Regions from separate parts of the Homo sapiens genome. Here region 2 is linked to region 1. A link is an interaction called in ENCODE POLR2A ChIA-PET data of the cell type or tissue named here. Cell type or tissue: Panc1. All regions are shown on one strand.

Region 1 (4,000 bases):
AAAAAAAAAAAAAAGACTTAAAAAATAACTTTATTGTTTTAAATGACTGCCAAGATGTACTGAAGTTGCCTTTGTGGCATAATAATGCTTTCGTTGATGATTTTGTCCTCAATTTGGAATTTGGAACCCTTTTTTTTTTCGCTCTACACCTTCAGAGAAACTTCTCTAGTAAAAAAAAAAAAAAAACTATAGAAATGATCCCTAAAAGTACAGTCTTGGAACCCAACTTTTAAATTTGATTGATTCCTATGGGAAGAGATAGGACACTTTAGAAGAAATGTGTGATATACATTTATAATATACCCCAGGAATAGGTTGTAGTGAAAAACAGAGGCTGCCTGTCTCTGTACCTGAGAGTTTTGGGAGAGAAATGTGGGGGAGGAAAGTGAACTAAACTAGCTAGCTTTCCTCACTTTGTAAATTACCCTTCTGTGACAGCTTCCCACAATAATTTTAGTAACTACTAACTTTTATTGACTACCTACTCTGAGTGAGATACTATTCTAAGTGCATATGTTTTCTTGTTTAATCTTTACAACAGCCTATTCAGCAAATACTACTATTTTCTTTTTTTTCTTTTTTTGAGACAGGGTCTCACTTTGTCGCCCAGGCTGGAGTGCTGTAGCACAAAAACGGCTCACTGCAGCCTCCACCTCCTGGGCTCAAGTGGTTCTCCTGTCTCAGTCTCCTGAGTAGCTGGGACTACAGGCATGTGCCACCATGCCCGGCTAATTTTTGTATTTTTTGTAGAGACGGGGTTTCGCCATGTTGCCCAGGCAGGTCTCGAATTCCTGAGCTCAAGCGATCCGCCTGCCTCAGCCTCCCAAAGTGTTGGGATTACAGGTGTGAGCCACTGCACCTGGCCAAATACTACCATTTTCTCCCTTACACAAATGAAGAAACCAAGATTAAACATGATTAAGTAAAAGTTCATGAAACTAGTAAGTGGGGTGGGGCTGGGACTTAAACTGGAACCCAGAAGGTCAACTGCTATACATCAGGTCCCTTGATAGTTATTTAAATATGATGTCACTGACACAAAATAGGTTTTGGAGTTGGGTTTTGTATCAGTTAGGGTTCTCCAGAGAAACTGAACACATAGGGATACACACACACACTCAGATTTATTTTAAGGAATTGACTAACCCAGTTGTGCAAACTGGTAAGTCTGGAATCTGCAGAGCAGGCCAGCTTGCCAGAAATTCAGGGAAGAGTTAGTGTTGCCATCTTAAATTCAAAATCTGCCCTCTGGAAACTCAGGTAGGGCTTCTATATTTCAGTCTTGAGGCAGAATGGATTTTTTTCCAGGAAACCTCAGTCTTTGTTCTTAAGGCCTTCAACTTAGTGGATGAAGCCAACCCACATTATGAAGGGTAATTTGCTTTACTCAGAGTCTACTGATTTAAATATTCATCACATCTAAAACAATATCTTCAGCCAGGCGCTGTGGCTCATGCCTGTAATCCCAGCACTTTGGGAGGCCAAGGCAGGTATATCACGAGGTCAAGAGATCCAGACCATCCTGGCCAATGGGGTGAAACCCCGTCTCTACTAAAAATACAAAAATTAGCTAGGCATGGTGGCGTGCGCCTGTAGTCCCAGCTACTGAGGAGGTTGAGGCACGAGAATCTCTTGAACCTGGAAGGCAGAGGTTGCAATGAGCCGAGATCACGCCATTGCACTCCAGCCTGGCGACAGAGCGAGACTCCATCTCAAAACAAACAAACAAACAACAACAACAACAACAAAAAACAAATGGGCTGGACTTGGTGGCTAACACCTGTAATCCCAGCACTTTGGGAGGCCAAGGTGGGCAGATCACGAGGTCAAGAGATCGAGACCATCCTGGCCAACATGGTGAAACCCCGTCTCTACTAAAAATACAAAAAAAAAAAAAAAAAAAAAAAAATTTAGCCGGATATGATGGCACACGCCTGTAGACCCAGCTACTCGGGAGGCTGAGGCAGGAGAATTGCTTGAATCCAGGAGGTGGAAGTTGCAATGAGCTGAGATCATGCCACTGCACCCCAGCCTGGCGACAGAGTGAGACTCCGTCTCAAAAAAACAAAAAGCAAACAAACAAAAAAACAGTATATTCCCAGCAACATCTAGACTAGTGTTTGACCAAATGACTGGGCACCCTAGCCTGGCCATGTTGACGCATAAAATTAGCCATCACGGATTTCATTTTTCTTCTTGGAAGAGAAAGGGGAGGATGAATCCTCAAATGTGATTCACTCAAGACTGATAATAACCCCAAGATGAGCCTGCCGCAAGTGAAAAACCAGTCCTCATGGGTTGGCAATCCTTTAGCCACAGCCATGCAAGTGTAGCATTGGCCAGAAGAGGGCACTGCCTCCTACTCGTATGACTATGTACATGGAAACCAATAGGATGGATGGAGATTTGGATGCTACTTTCAATTAATTACCTTTTTTTTTTTTTTTTTTTTTGAGATGGAATTTCACTCTTGTCGCCCAGGCTGGAGTGCAATGATGCAATCTTGGCTCACTGCAACCTCTGCCTCCCAGGTTCAAGCAATTATCCTGCTTCAGCCTCCCGAGTAGCTGGAATTACAGGCATGCACCACCATGCCCAGCTAATTTTGTATTTTAGCTCGGACGAGGTTTCTCCATGTTAGCTAGGCTGGTCTCAAACTCCCGACCGCAGTTGATCCGCCTGCCTCGGCCTAATTATTATTTTTTACAGCCTCTGATTTAGCTTAGTACAACCTTTGATAGAATAAACGCCTGTGAAATTTTAGTATCACTGTGAGACCAAAGCACCTCATTGGCAATACTTAACATTTATGTTCAATAATGCAAGAAGGGCAGGGCACAGTGGCTCACACCTGTAATCCATGCACTTTGAGAGGCCAAGATGGGAGGATTGCTTGAGCCCAGGAGTTCGAGACCAGCCTGAGCAACATAGTGAGACCCCATCTTTTAAAAAAAGTTAAACATAATAATAAGAAGACATGGAATGATTTTATCCTTTGGCTTTCCTAGTGTGCTATATCTGGTCCAACAAGGCAGAGCCCAGTTTTTCCACATCAGGCAAACACAGGCTGATGCTGGGGGAAGGAGGAAGTTGGGGTATTTAGAGATTGAGAGAAGAAACTGGGAGGAACCCTAGACCTCCAGATAGCTGAGGAATCTTGTGACAAAATAGAGAGGACAGGTTTAGAAGGTTGCACTTTGTGTTGTGATTTGAGAGAATAATACTGCAGGCCCCTCTGGCAAAACAACGCTGCCTACCAGAGCAGTTCATCTAATCTGTGGATTCTTAATTGGAGGAGGGAATTCACATAAGTATAGTTATTCTTTAGTTCTCATTAATCATTAAAATCTCCCTCCTCCTCTGCTTCTGTTTTAATGACAGCCTACATTTGTGCAGTGCGAGTCTTTGTGGAAGGTTGTCCCATCCCACAAGGAACAGAGCAGGTACTAATTATTTCCAATTTACAGTTGAGGAGACACAGAGGGTAGGTGGTTTGCTTTGGCTTCCCTGTAAGCCAACCCTGGGAGGGGACCAGAAGCCTGGGGCCTGATTTTAGCCTTGTGTTCTTTCTCCTATCAAAAACATGTTCCTAACTCTCATACACTGCGATTTCCGGTGTCCACCAACTGACTGTATGCCTACACTGTGACACAGAAGTTCTACTTTTAGGAATCTGGCCAACAGAAATGCATGCACACGAGCACCAAAAGACAGGTACAAGATAGTTCATAATTTGTAATAGCCCAAACTGAAGAAAACCTCAAATTCCATCCACATAGAATGGATAAATACATGGTATATTTATATAATGGAATGCCATATAGTAATGAGAATAACAAGATCTATGTGCAATGTGAATAAATTCTACAAATACATTATATATAAAGTTCAAAAGCAGGCAAAATTAATATAAAGTTTTAGAATTTACACTTTGGGAGGCCGAGGTGGGTGGATCACCTGAGGTCAGGAGTTCAAGACCAGCCTGGCCAACATGGCAAAA
Region 2 (4,000 bases), 1.6 Mb before region 1:
CAGAGAAGGGGGAAGATTGGAAAGAGTGGGGTGGGGGTGAGGGCTAATGGGGAGGAAATAATCTCTGCCTACTCTTGGAGGTTACAGTAATCTTTACTGCATTTCAGGGAGAAAAGGGAAAAAGGGGAACAAAAGAAGAGAGAGGGATCTAATATTCACTAAATGGGTTTTTTTTGTTGTTGTTTGTTTGTTTTTTGAGGGAGTCTTACTCTGTCGCCCAGGCTGGAGTGCAATGGCACCATCTCAGCTCACTGCAACCTCTGTTTCCTGGGTTCAATTGATTCTCCTGCCTTAGCCTCCTGAGTAGCTGGGATTACAAGCATGTGCCACCATACCTGGCTAATTTTTGTATTTTTAGTAGAGACAGGGTTTCGCCATGTTGGCCAGGCTGGTCGCGAACCCCTGACCTCAGGTGATCCGCCTGCCTTGGCCTCCCAAAGTGCTGGGATTACAAGCGTGAGTGACTGCACCCAGCCCACTGAATGGTTTTTATGACCCAGATCTAGCATATGTTCATTCATCTAATTCTTTAAGGTGTGTATTATTGTTCCATTTACAAACAAATGAATGGGGGCTCAGATTATTTTCATAACTTGTTCAAGGTAGTGGCAGGGTCAAAATCTGAAAAAAGTCTTCCCTGTTTTTCCCCACCCTTCCTCCTTTCCTTCTTTCTGCCTTTTTTTCTTCTTATTTTCTTTTTCTGATGTTTTGGGGGCCCTTTATGAATGACATAGGAATGAGCTTGAATTTCCATGTACGTTATCTGTGACAGATACTGACTTGCTGCATGCGTGCCACTTGTTCAGCTGTATCTTGCTGCACTTGCTATCACCAGGGCAAGCAGCATGCTATGCTGGTGGCTGCAGAGTACTCTGGAGGTGCCCAGGCATCTTTCATGGTCCCAAGTGATTTTCACACATAAGGCTGCTTTCATGTCATTCCGTACAAGGGCAATATGTGCTCCTATATCTGACAATGACCAGGCTGGGTATTAGGACCCATATCTCAGATTGGAAGTTGTGGCTAAACTCTGAGCTTAAGAAGAAGAAGGCAGAAGTGCCAGGCAGAAACAGCTCAGAATTCAGAAGGAGGATGAGACCAAAGTCCAGTTTCACAATGAGTCCTGTATAGGAGTGAGGGCTGGAGAGGGAGAGCTGCACCTGTGCCTCACCCCTGACCTATTACATCCCAGTCCTGGTAGTAGCAAAAGGATTGGAGGTTGGTCATCTAACACAGGGACCTAGGGATGAGGGTGGTCTAGCTGATCTCAGCAAGTGGGGAGGTATTGGAGAATATTAAGACGTGGGGGTTGGGGAAGGATTAGTCAGAATTCTTATTAAAAATGAATTTTATTAACAAGGCAGATTGAATGGAGAGTAAGGAATTAGGAGGTCCATGTTCACTAGCACCTAGGAGAAAGGCCAAGAGTTTTTTGTGTCCCTGAAAGAAGATATCCAGGCTAACCAGGGGTGTGTGTAGCAGTAAGGGGAGAAGAGATGGGTTGGTTCACCAGTTTGATGCCAGATGAGTCTTCTCCTTTCTGTTGCTGTATGGTTAGAGCATTATATTCAGGTTCAACAGAGAGGAGGGTGAGAAACTTTGACTCTCTGGCCTCTTCTCTCACCAGAGCTCTAACACTGGTACTCAACTGGGGGAGATTTTGTCCTCCAGGTAGGGTTGCCAGATAAAATACAGGATGCACAGCTAAATTAGCATTTTAGGTAAACAACAAATAATTTTTACTATAAATGTGTGCCAGATATTGCATGGTACATACTTATACTGAAAAATTATTCATTGCTTATCTGAAGTTCAAAATCAACCAGGTGTCTTGTACTTTCGTTTGCTAAATCTGGGAATCCTATATCCAGGGGATGGGCAAGGTCTGGAGACATTTTTGATGATCATGACTGGGAGGGAGATACTGCTGGCATTTAGTGCATACAGGTCAAGAATGCAGCCCTAAATATCAGCAGTGGTGAGACTGAGAAACCCTGCTCTAAGACAACCTGGCAGGCCAGCGTCTTAGTGTGTAGCTCCAAGATCCAAACCCAACCAAAGTAAATTCACCTCTCTAGCATTCTGTGTGCCTGTGTTTAAGGGGAATTTTTAATTAGTGGCTAAGCACAGTGGGGAGAGAGAATTAGATACCCAAATTATGCTTCTTCCATGATATACTAATTGTGTGGTTTTGCATAAGGTACTTAACCTTTCTTTTCCAGAGTTTTCTCACATATCAAATGAATAAAATAATAACACTATCTTACCATTCTTGGGTGTTCCTAATATGGTTTGGCTCTGTGTCCCTATCCAAATCTCATCTCAAATTATAATCCCCATGTGTCAGGGGAGGGATCTGGTGAGAAGTGATTGGATCATGGTGGCGGTTTCCTCCATGCTGTTCTCGTGTTAGTGAGTAAGTTCTCATAGGATCTGATGGTTTAAAAGTGTGTGGCTTTCTTTGCTCTCACTCTGTCTCCTGCTTCCATGTAAGACGTGCCTTGCTTTCCCCTTTGCCTTCCTGAGGCCTCCCCAGCTATGTGAAACTGTAAGTCAATTAAACTTCTTTTCTTTATGAATTACCCAGTCTCAGGTAGTTCTATATAGCAGTGTGAAAATGGGCTAATACAGTGCCTGTGAAGATTAAATGGGTTATTATATAGAAAGTGTTTATTATATAGAACAGTGTCTGGAACACAGAAAACTCTCAATACACATAAGCTGTTGTTACTGTTACTATTGTTACTAATTTAGAAAAGAAAATAAAGAAATCTCTTACTACTTTAAGTATGCTTTGAATATATATAGTTCATAATTCCCTTCATTTTTATGAGCCACCATTTTAAGATTGACAAGTAAAATATAAAATGCTCCATTTAAATTTGAATTTCAGATAAACAATGAGAAATATTTTAGTATAAGTATGTCTCAACTAAGTATGCATGAGACATACTTATACTAAATCAATCAATCAATCATTGTTTACCTAAAATTCAGAAGTAACTGGGCATCTTGTATTTTTATTTGCTAAATGAAGCAACCCTACCCATTTTGGAGCAGAGGGGATTTGTGTGTGCCCTTGCCTTTGGTGAGCATGTCTCAGTGTGGTCATTTCTGGAGTGTGCTTGTAGGTGTGAGCTGAAGAAGCGTAAAGGGCTACTCTTTAAAGACAATGGAGCAGCATAAATTGCGAAGGTGACATTTGTAATGTTGCTAAATAGCTTCCTGAAACCAAACCCTGGCATTTTATATCACCAGTTAATAAAAAATATGTGGTACTCAAAATAATTAACAGGCACACAAAATATTCTAGAAAACTACCTTGTTCTCATATTGTAATGATATTCTTATAATCCAGTACAAAGATCAGCAAATGTTTTCTGTAGAGGGCCAGATAGTAAATATTTTAGACTTTGGGGGGCATGTTTGGTTTCTGTCATATATTCTTCTCCTTCTCCTCTTCTTTTTTTAAACCATCTCTTAAAAATGTGGGAATGTAAAGTAGTACAACCTCTATGGAAAATGCTATGGAGATTTCTCAAAGAGCAAAAAATGGATCTGCCATTCGATTCAGCAATCCCACCACTGGGTATCTACCCAAAGGAAAAGAAGTCATTATGTCAAAAAGACACCTGCATGTTTATTGCACCACAACTCACAACTGCAAAGATATGGAATCAACTTAAGTGCCTATCAATTGATGTATAGATAAAATAAATGTGACACACACACGCACACACACACACACGCACACACCATGGAATACTACTCAGCCATAAAAACAGCAAAATAATGTCTTTTGCAGCAACTTGTGTGGAACTGGAGGCCATTATCCTAAGTGAAGTAACTTAGGGATGAAAAACCAAATACCACATGTTCTCACTTATAAGTTGGAGCTAAGCTATCGGTGTGCAAAGGCATACAAAGTGGTATAATGGACACTGGAGACTCAGAAAGAGTGAGGGTTGTGGGGCTGACACATGAAAAATTACTTGTTGGA

Evidence for each region. Peaks named below come from ENCODE experiments on the same cell type or tissue, not always from the same donor. Only the 100,000 strongest peaks of a DNase experiment are listed, where the experiment ranks them.
Region 2: POLR2A ChIA-PET joins it to region 1 with 7 read pairs; 2 of 35 experiments call an interaction of 5 or more read pairs at or near these places.

The regions. Positions count from the first base shown.
Region 1 is chr14:55,087,405-55,091,404 of GRCh38, forward strand. All of the region lies in intron 2 of LOC124903318 (a long non-coding RNA gene), which reads right to left. Among named protein-coding and RNA genes, the nearest start is that of MAPK1IP1L, 38 kb to the left of the region's middle. In Panc1, CTCF peaks have their summits at 2,345 (motif pointing right) and 2,546; a DNase peak (open chromatin) is centred at 2,337; H3K27ac peaks cover 420 bases.
Region 2 is chr14:53,451,359-53,455,358 of GRCh38, forward strand. All of the region lies in intron 2 of LOC105370504 (a long non-coding RNA gene), which reads left to right. Among named protein-coding and RNA genes, the nearest start is that of DDHD1-DT, 300 kb to the left of the region's middle. In Panc1, no CTCF peak of the experiment used is centred here; no DNase peak of the experiment used is centred here.